Regions from separate parts of the Homo sapiens genome. Here region 2 is linked to region 1. Evidence: chromatin loops called from intact Hi-C (ENCODE). Cell type or tissue: ascending aorta. All regions are shown on one strand. Links, peaks and the distances in the headings refer to the core of each region. The heading gives the core; the rest is flanking DNA.

Evidence for each region. A loop is a pair of places that touch in the nucleus more often than their neighbours do. Peaks named below come from ENCODE experiments on the same cell type or tissue, not always from the same donor. Only the 100,000 strongest peaks of a DNase experiment are listed, where the experiment ranks them.
Region 2: a loop joins it to region 1, with 2.2 times the contacts of the local background. A loop is called at or near these places in 8 of 110 quality-filtered maps.

The regions. Positions count from the first base shown.
Region 1 is chr4:74,930,763-74,936,367 of GRCh38, reverse strand. It overlaps PARM1 (prostate androgen-regulated mucin-like protein 1), which reads right to left and starts at 3,252. Exons shown (of 4, transcript NM_015393.4): 1 at 2,998-3,252. The coding sequence starts at 3,040. RefSeq lists an enhancer at 2,319-2,368 and silencers at 2,479-2,528, 3,109-3,418. In ascending aorta, for the core only: a CTCF peak has its summit at 3,438 (motif pointing left); DNase peaks (open chromatin) are centred at 1,687, 2,227, 2,927, 3,357 and 1 weaker place; H3K4me3 peaks cover 2,776 bases; H3K27ac peaks cover 2,323 bases.
Region 2 is chr4:75,003,076-75,007,075 of GRCh38, reverse strand. All of the region lies in intron 1 of PARM1 (prostate androgen-regulated mucin-like protein 1), which reads right to left. Among named protein-coding and RNA genes, the nearest start is that of PARM1-AS1, 35 kb to the right of the region's middle. In ascending aorta, for the core only: no CTCF peak of the experiment used is centred there; a DNase peak (open chromatin) is centred at 1,845; H3K27ac peaks cover 1,078 bases.

The DNA of each region.
Region 1 (5,605 bases), core at 967-4,966:
TGTGGAAGCTACCAGGGGCCTGCCATTCTCGTTCCCTTCTTGGTTTTGGGGATAAAGGTTGGAGGCTCTGGTTTGTATTTTAATCTGGAATCAGTACTCCAATATGCCTTATCCTGGCATAAGAAGTGTTTGAAAATGGTTTATAGAATAGACATCTAGTTTTCTACCATAATCAACCTTGAGAGAACTGAAGACCATCTAAGATTTCTCTCTCCTTTTAGAAATAGAAGTGAGGCTGGGCACAGTGGCTCACATCTGTCATCCCAGTACTTTGGATGACCAAGGTGGGAGGATCACTTACGTTCAGGAGTTCAAGACCAACCTGGGCAGCATAGGAATACCCCCCATATCTACAAAAAATAAAAAAATTTAGCTGCCTATGGTGGTGTGAACCTGTAGTCCCAGCTACTCAGGAGGTTGAGATGAGAGGATGGGGAGGCCGAGGTTGCAGTGGAACTGGAATCGCGCCATTGCACTCCAGTCTAGGTGACAGAGCTAGACCCTTTGTCTAAAAATATATAAATATATTTATATATACCCGAGTGAATACATGTAGAGATCTACCCTTGTTGGCTTGTTGACAACGCACACATATTTGCAAGTGTCCATTGTATGTGCTGGAGGAAATACTATGTATACTTTGAGAGGATTTGTTGAGCCAAAAAACAGGCCCCTGCCTAATGCTGTTCCTGGCTCAAGAAAGTATCACCTTAAGAATTTTACAGAAATATTGTTGAAGCCTATGGCTAGAGGAGGAAAATGAGAAGGAAACAGAAAAGACACAAGGCCTGGTGAAACTAACTAGAGATTTGCTAGGGGAGTTCTGGGATAAGCCCCCAAAACACATGTGTGTGCACTTTCACTTCAAGAGCCCTCATCCCTTTCTTCTTTACCAACACGTCTATTTTTTTCTTTAAAAATGATATTTTACATTCTGAAAACACCTTAAAATTAAGGTGCAAAGAATCTCATGAGGTATTTATGCCAATTTTTATATTATTTTTTCGGACGATTTATTGCAAAGTAGCTCTAACAACAAACTGACGTCTTAAAGAGATTCCTTCAAAGGCACAAACTTCAGGGGGAATGCAGTGTCCATTAGCTTCATCATTTTCAGCTTGGGATATGCATATCGAAGCATAACTAGGGAAATGAGGCAGTATGTCTTCCTGAGTCTCGAGCCTCACAGCTGGAAGGCTGTGACCATCTGGGCTCTGATCCTAATTAGTGCGTGGGGGTAGGAGTGGTGCTCAGCCGGTCCCTGGCCCACCAGTCTCCTCGCTCTAGCGGTGGGTCAAGGGTGATATTCCTCCCGGAATAGCGGAGCTAAACTGTAACGCTGAATAAAAGAAAAAAGAAAAAAAAAAAAAAGAAAAAAGAGCTTCTTGGGGTGGGGGTGGGGAAGCTACAATACACTGTTTGTTAGGGTTAATCCCGGTTTTGACAACTGCCAGAGCTGTTTAAAAAAGGAAATGATTAAATAAACAAGACAAGCCACTAAATCAAATTTGCAAACGAACCTCTCTACTGACTCACTCAAGGGTTTCTGAACCTCAAGAAAAGATTTTTGAGTGAGGAGAAGTAAAGGTACCTTCCGTGTCATTACGTAAGCATCTCCTGCTTTGAGGATTACAGGAATTACCACCCGCAGCCAGCCGGGAGCTCCGCTGCCTATTGCACCTGCCGGACCTAGGCTCTCTCATCTCAGCCCGAGGCTGGGCAGCCAAAGCCGCCTGCGAGTATTCGGGAACTGTCCGCGGACGCGTCTCCAAACCGTGCCGAGATACCAGCGAGAAAGAGGTTTTCTCAGACGGACGTTCACTAAGTAGAGAAAATACGCTATAGTTTCAAGTTGGGAAACTTTTCCTTATAACTGCATTACCCACTGTGAGCTGCCTGAAAACCGCTAGCTTCTTTTCAAGGGATTGCGACGACTCGTGTCCACAACTGTAGGAACCCGACGAACTCAGAGGGAGGATATACAGACTAAAGCACGAGTAGAATCGGTTTGCGCTATGTGACTTTGGGTCACATTTAAACTGAAAATGCCAGTGGCCGCGCAGTCGGGCTACTTTTCCCAGCAGCACCATATCCACAGCCAGTTGTCCCTTTTCGGGAGACGTTTTCTGGAAAAAATAGGTACCTGAACTCTAGATTCAAAGCGTCTTTCTGAATCTCTCCCCGGTCCCCGCCAAGCCGAGCTCAGTCATCTGGCTCCCCTCTTCCCCATCCCCGCTGCCAGAGGTCGTCGCCGTCTGTGGTCCCGAAACCCGAGAGTGGCTCCTACGAAGCCTTTCAGAGGTGGTGCAGGGGGAGGGGAGAGGATGCTAGTTTAGCCAAGTTAATAGTTTCTTCTATGGGATACGTTTTTGGGGAGTTCTGGGGCAGAAGGTAGCCTTGCTACCCCCAGTGACGATTGCGAGCCTGACCAAGGCCGGGCCGCTGCTGTTAGTGCCACATCATCCTAAGCATAACTAGGAAGGGACGCCGGAGATCAGAGACCGCCAAGACTCGAGAAAGCAAACCAGCCCCGCCAGGCGCGCAGCCGCTGCTGAAGCCTTCCCAGATGCGAACCTCCCACCCCCACTTCCCCGGCTTTTTCATCCCTTCCAGGGCCCAACGGCAACAAGAAGTCTGGTCCCGTACTTTGGCAGAGTGCGCTCCGAAACCCTGGTGAAGAAAGAGAAGCCTTGAGGCGCAGTCCGTGTTGCCCACTCTGGGTTCGAACACGCAGCTAAGACAGCCACCTGTTCTACAAAGCTGGAGTTTGTGCGGGCGCGGGCTGCGGCAGGAAGGACCCCATCGTCCCCTCCCTCAGTACGGTTCGGGACCGCCAAAGGTGCACGTCACCCCAAATCTAAGTGCGCACACACCTGCGCACTCACCCGGAGGCGCGCGGCGACTCACTGCCGGATCTCCTAGCTTCAGCCCCGACCACGCGCTAGCTACTGGGGCCCACCCCGCGACCTGCCCTTCCGGGAGGATGGCGCCAATTACCTGCAGTTAAGATGCAAAGAGCGAAGAGAGTCTTGTAGACCATGGTAGCCTGGTATTTGGTGCCCAGCCCGGGGCGGGCGGCAAGGAGTTTGCGGACTGACAGAGCGCACTGGGCGCTGGTAGCGACTCCTCTGCCGGGTGGGCTGCGGTGGGAGCCGGGAGGCGCGAACAGCTCCAGTGGAGGGCGCGAGGCAAACGAGGCGAACGCAGCGCAGCTCCGTCAGCTGCGTGCCCTCCGGTGCTCCGCGCTCTTCTGCTCCATCCCAGCCGCCCGAGCCCGGGGCCGCCTCCGCCTCCGCCGCCGCCGCCGCGCCTGCCGCTGCCAAACCCCTCCCACCCGGGCCCCGCGGCGATGACTGGGCCACCCCCTGGCCTTCCTTCTCTCAGCCCTCAGGTCCCGAGAGCCCCGGCCCAGAGCGGCCTCTGCTGGACAGTCAAGACACGAGACCCTGGGTTCAGCAAATGTTTGCAGCGCCTTGCACTGTGCTGGGAACTAGGGATGCAAAGAAATGTGAGCACATCTCTGCCCTTAGGAATCTAGCTCAGCTTTTCCTACATGAGCTTACAGCCTTTAAAAAGGTGACCTTATGCCATTTTAGGAGTTCCCTCGGAGAACCGGCACATGTTCCAAGAATGAGGACCTTCTTCATTTGTCAAAACACTTCTGCGTGTACATCATTAAACCCTCATCCACATTAAACCCGGCTGAGCTTCCTGGGGCCCGAACCAGGATGTCTGCCGCTGCATTCAGCTTCTTACTAGAAGAAAATACTGTCGGGGGGATAACTAAGCCAGACACCCTACTAGGCGTTGTTTCATGAATCCTTCTAAGAATTATTATTATTCCATTTTACAGGTGAGAAAATGAAGGCACAGAGAAGACAATGTTCTCAAGGTCGCATAACTGGTAAGAATAGTTTGTGCACTAGGCCCATAATAAAGGCTGACGTTTCCTGAGTGATTGCTATGTGCTAGGCACTGGACAACGTGCTGTTCAGGAATCAACCAAGTCATTTAGTTCTCACAACAATCCTTGGAGATTATATCCTCGTTTTCAGGGGAGAAAGTAGAAGCACAGAGAAGTTTAACTTGCCCGAGTTCACACAACTCGCAAGTAATGATAAGATGCCTGCCCAGGCACCCCGCTCAGCCTCTGTACTCTACTCCCTCTCAAGAGCCCAAAGCTTCTCCAAAGCCTACAGATTAGAACTGACCTTTCATTCAGTTCCCTCCCTGCTCTTGCTACACTTTAGGCTTGCTTAATTCTCACACTTCGATCAAAGCAGATGCCAGGTTCTCTCCCAATTCTGTTATTAATGAACCTATTGGTCCCCTAGTCACTAGAGCTGGGGCACTGCAGGAGTTAACAAGCCTTTGTAAAGAAATGATTTGCGTGGAAGGCAGCTTTCTTTTTTCTGTAATATCTTCTTCATATGCCATGGGCTCTGTTCTCACTTCTTTCTCACATACCAGAAGCTGACTCTAGGAGTCCTGAGCACCTTATCTATGGTCAATTCCTCTGCCTGACTCTATCACACTACCACTTGTAGATTTTGCTCACACTTCCACAACCAGATTAAATTTGGATCATATTTTTTTCTCTTTGTTTTGGTAAATCTAGTAATTTCTGTTGGAATGAGAAACAAAAAATACTCAGACCAAGTGCCCATCCCCTCTCCATCCTCCCTGGCCAGATAAACTGCAAATTCAATTTGTTCAGCATGTTCTCTGAATGCTTTTGACTTCAAGGCCCTTCCGGTTTCTAGGGTAATCTATGTGATTAGGAACAATTTCTGCATCTGGGTTTTGGTTGTCATGGATGCAGGGACCACACACAGATGGAGTTATGCAGCGACATTCTATCAGGCATTAGCCCCTTTAAATAGGGCAGGTTAAGTAAGTGACTCTATGGCAGAAATATAGGTTTTTGAAGACCACTTCACAGAAAAAATTTATTCAATTGAAATTCAGCAAAACTTGAAGGAGTCTTTCTGGAGTGCGAAGCATGTGCAACTCTAACCTTGATATCTAAGATAATGGTTTGGTACTCAAAGAATCATGACCCCTACACACTAATCAGTGAAAATTTCCAAAACTTTTCTATTGTACGCAGGATAGAGTTGAAATAATTTCTTTGATTAAAATAGTTCATTTTAATTGCTGATTAAAAATTTTAATTTATTAATTAATTTAGTCAGAGCATATTTAATCACTTATTTTACGCCAGCCCTTATGCTAGGCAATGGAAATACAATGGTTGTAATAGCCAGGGTAGTGTAGGTTATGCTGCTGTAACAAACCAGCCCAAAGTCTCCCAAGCTTAAGCGATAATGGTTTATTTTTTGCTCATCAAAGTCTGCTATGGATCCAGGTTACTCCTCAGAGTAGCTGTCCTCAGGATCAGTGTTGTACCGCCATATCGAAACCTGCTTTTGTTACAGTAGGTAGCTAGATAGGCATGAGTGGGGCAGCAGAGGGCTCCCCCCACACCCCACCAGGAAAGTCAGGTAACCATCATGTGATGGCCAGGCAGTTATTAACTGTCTCTCTAAAATAATAATTGGTTACAGCTGGCACGAGGGACTGACCATCTCCCCATAAATAGGGA
Region 2 (4,000 bases), core at 1-4,000, 72 kb before region 1:
CTGTTCATATCCTTCGCCCACTTTTTGATGGGGTTGCTTGATTTTTTCTTGTAAATTTATTTAAGTTCTTTGTAGATTCTGGATATTAGCCCTTTGTCAGATGGGTAGATCGCAAAAATTTTCTCCCATTATGTAGGTTGCCTGTTCACTCTGATGGTAGTTTCTTTTGTTGTGCAGAAGCTCTTTAGTTTAATTAGATCCCATTTGTCAATTTTGGCTTTTGTTGCCATTGCTTTTGGTGTTTTAGTCATGAAGTTCTTGCCCCTGCCTATGTCCTGAATGGTATTGCCTAGGTTTTCTTCTAGGGTTTTTATGGTTTTAGGTCTAACATTTAAGTTCAACCATTGTGGAAGACAGTGTGGCGATTCCTCAAGGATCTAGAACTGGAAATACTATTTGACCCAGCCATCCCATTACTGGGTATGTACCCAAAGGATTATAAATCATGCTGCTATAAAGACACATGCACATGTATATTTATTGTGGCACTATTCACAATAGCAAAGACTTGGAACCAACCCAAATGTCCATCAATGATAGACTGGATTAAGAAAATGTGGCACAGATACACCATGGAATACTATGCAGCCATAAAAAAAGATGAGTTCATGTCCTTTGTAGGGACATGGATGAAGCTGGAAACCATCATTCTCAGCAAACTATCACGAAGAAAGAAAACCAAACTCCACATGTTCTCACTCATAGGTGGGAATTGAACAATCAGAACACTTGGACAAGGGATGGGGAACATCACACACCGGGGCCTGCCGTAGGGTGGGGGGAGGGGGGACGGATAGCATTAGGAGATATACCTAATGTAAATGACAAGTTAATGGGTGCAGCACACCAACATGGCACATGTATACATATGTAACAAACCTGCAAGTTGTGCACATGTACCCTACAACTTAAAGTATAATAAAAAAAAATTAAAAAGTCATGCCTCCATACACCTTCCCACCCAAAACACAGCCACTTTTCTTTGAAGAAAATAATTAGTATTAGTATTTCCTTGAGAAGATATGATGAAGAAACTGAACCCATTACTTTCTCAGTTAGAGGTGAATGAGCATTGTTTCAAAACACAGTGACATTGCCAGAGATGGTGTGTCCTGCTGGGGCAGTGACAGGCCCACAGACATGAAAGGGACAGATTCAGGGAAGGGCATCTCTTAGACTTAGCCCATGTGTGCAGCCTAAAAGCCTGATAACCAGTTCAATCTGGAATTCCTCCTTGTAAGTTTACAGATAGCAGTGGTTCCTGAAGTCTGGTCAGGTTCAAGCTTTTTTGCTGCAAGAATAGCTGACGGATTGTTTCTCTGAAGAAAACCAGATTCTTGGTTGGATAGAAAACTATATGTTTCCACGTGTATTGTCCTCTATGGGGAGACCACTATTATAGTTTACATCCATTTGATATTTAAAAGAGCTAGTGTTTGGCTTGGTCCTCAGTTTCTAGACCTGCTAGGAGGGATGTGGGGGGCTGATTGTTGGGACATGCAGGTGAGTTCTTATGGTGCTGAGAGGAGGTAGAGGCATTGTAGCGTAGAGAGTCTGCCTTCTGTGCCTCCTGACCTGACTGGGTGTCAGGAATATGGGCAGTGAGTGCCCTGAACTCTGTCACCTTTTCCTGGATTCCATGAGCAACAACCTGGGCCAGTGGCAGAGTTGCAGACAGCCTGATTTTCTGTGTTGCTCACCTATTCTTTTTTTCTGTCCCTGGCCATGTCTTTCCCTGCTCTCAGCTTGTCAAGCACGTGAGAAAACATGTGGCAAAGCTTTGGCAAACTTGGTGAAACTTGATCAAAATGCAGTCAAGCCCTTTCCTGCTGCTGCCAAGTCAGCCGGGAGCATTGCTTGTGGTCGCCTGGCAGAGGCCACACAGCTGCTGAAGGTCTGTGTGCTGAGTAATTGCTACCAGTTTCTCCACCTGTTACGGCCACCATCGTGAACTGCTGAAAAGGCCAGTGGGACTGTTTAACACATATATTAACAAGTGTACTGAGCGCTTTACATACATCATCTTATTTAATTGAAATATAACCTCTGTGAGGTAGGCACCATTGTTATCTCGGTTTCACAGATGATAAGACAGAAGCTCAGAAAAGTTCAGTAATTTCCCTAAGGTCACACTGCTAGCACACGGTACAGCTGAAGCTTGAATGCAACACTGTTTAACTTTTAACCACCAGCTTTTTAATGATTCTATAGTATTGAATTGGGAAATGCAAAGGTGTTTTTGAAGTTTGGGCTCCATGTCTCCTTGGAGGCAGTTGGTAACCAGTTTGCTTCTATCTTTTCTAGTACATTCCCTAGTGTGGGCAACTAAGTGACTTTTTAAAAGTTATTAGACTGTATGAACCCTTCCCCTTCCCTTTAATCTGATCACAGGATTCCTACTGTCTTTGGGATAAAACCTGAGCTCCTTGGCACAAGACATGCCACCTTTCACAGTCTCTCCAGTTTACCCCTCATGAGCAGTGCGGTCTTGTCAGTCTGAATCCCTGTAAGCTCCTGGAGTATCCCATGGCCATCTGCCTCCCTGCCTTTGCACTGCTGCTCTTTCTACCCTGACTCTGCTCTCCATGTCTACCCTCTTGCCATCCCAGTTCTGAGAAATCCAGAGCCTTACCTTCTCTATGAAATATTCTGCAACTTGATAGACACTTCCTCCTGTGTGCAGCCACCTCACTTCACACAGACTCTAATGACAGCACACATCATGTTGAGCCATAGTCTTTCTCCAGGCTTGTACCCCTTCAGGCTAGGAGCCCTGATAATAAAAACTAAACTTGTTCTTTGTGTCTTAGTGCCTGGCACAGAGAAAGTGCTCAATAAATATTCATTGAGTAGAAACATGGATTTTCTACCCTTTGAAAACAGAAATGTTCTCTAGCTTATATGCTGAGTCATGATAGCAGAAATGTGTCCTCCCTGTGATTTGTCTGCAAGCTCCATGAAAATGACCTGTTAACACAAAATTGTGGATGGGCCTCCAGACAGACTTTTGTTATATTTGTTTGCTTGTTTTTACTTTGGAGACTGCAGGGATTTCCTTTCTTTATGCATGATCTAGACCAAGGTCACCAGCTTTTGGTGACCACCTATCAGCTGGGGCAAACACAGGCTAGTTTTAACATCTTTACATTGAATGAATTGAATTTCAGCAGGTATTTAAGAGAGAGAGAGAGAGAGAATGTTAAAATGATAATTATTTATTTACATTTCAAAGCTAGGTTTCAGTGTGTTTTAGGTTGAGCCACTGTTAGGGACCTACAAAAGTTTCGCACCTACACAGTTTCCCAAGTTGTCTTTGGTGGGCTCTGCTGAGGGCACCCAATGCTCCAGAAGGCTCATCTAACATCTACAAAACCATTCCTAATTAGAGTGTGGTCCAACCATATGGTATTTGAAAGCTATCATATGTCAAAACAGAATGTGTATGCCCCAAAACCATCAAACTGTGTCTAAGAAGATACTTGCTTGAAGTAGGAAAGCCATATTCTCCTGAGTATTTTGCTTATGGAAATGAGACATAATTCAATCCAAAAAGAGGAAAGAGCTTCTGTTTTCTAGCCACTGAATCACAACCTGCAGACCTGGTGAATGACTCAATTTCTCCATCCATAAAATCAGTTCTAATCATATCAGCAGGCTCCCCACGGTGCTGTGAATTCTAATGAAAGAATAACATTTGTGAAGAATGCTGTACTTCCTGGGAGAAAAATATGCCATTTTTCTTTTTTTTTTTTTTCCTTAGATGCAACATCTGTCTTTGTCAGTCCCTTAAACTTACTGCTTCTAGGATGGGAGGGACTATAGTGGTCACACCAGAAGGAAGCCGAGCTGAGCAAGGACGCCAACGAATGTCTGAAATCCCAAATGCCCTGTATTGGGGTTTCTCAGGGTGGGGCCATGGAGAGAAAGAGAGACAATGCAGGAGGGCAAGCAGCTTCTCTTCCATCACTTTGTGGTTGAAGGTGGATATGGGCATGGGTGG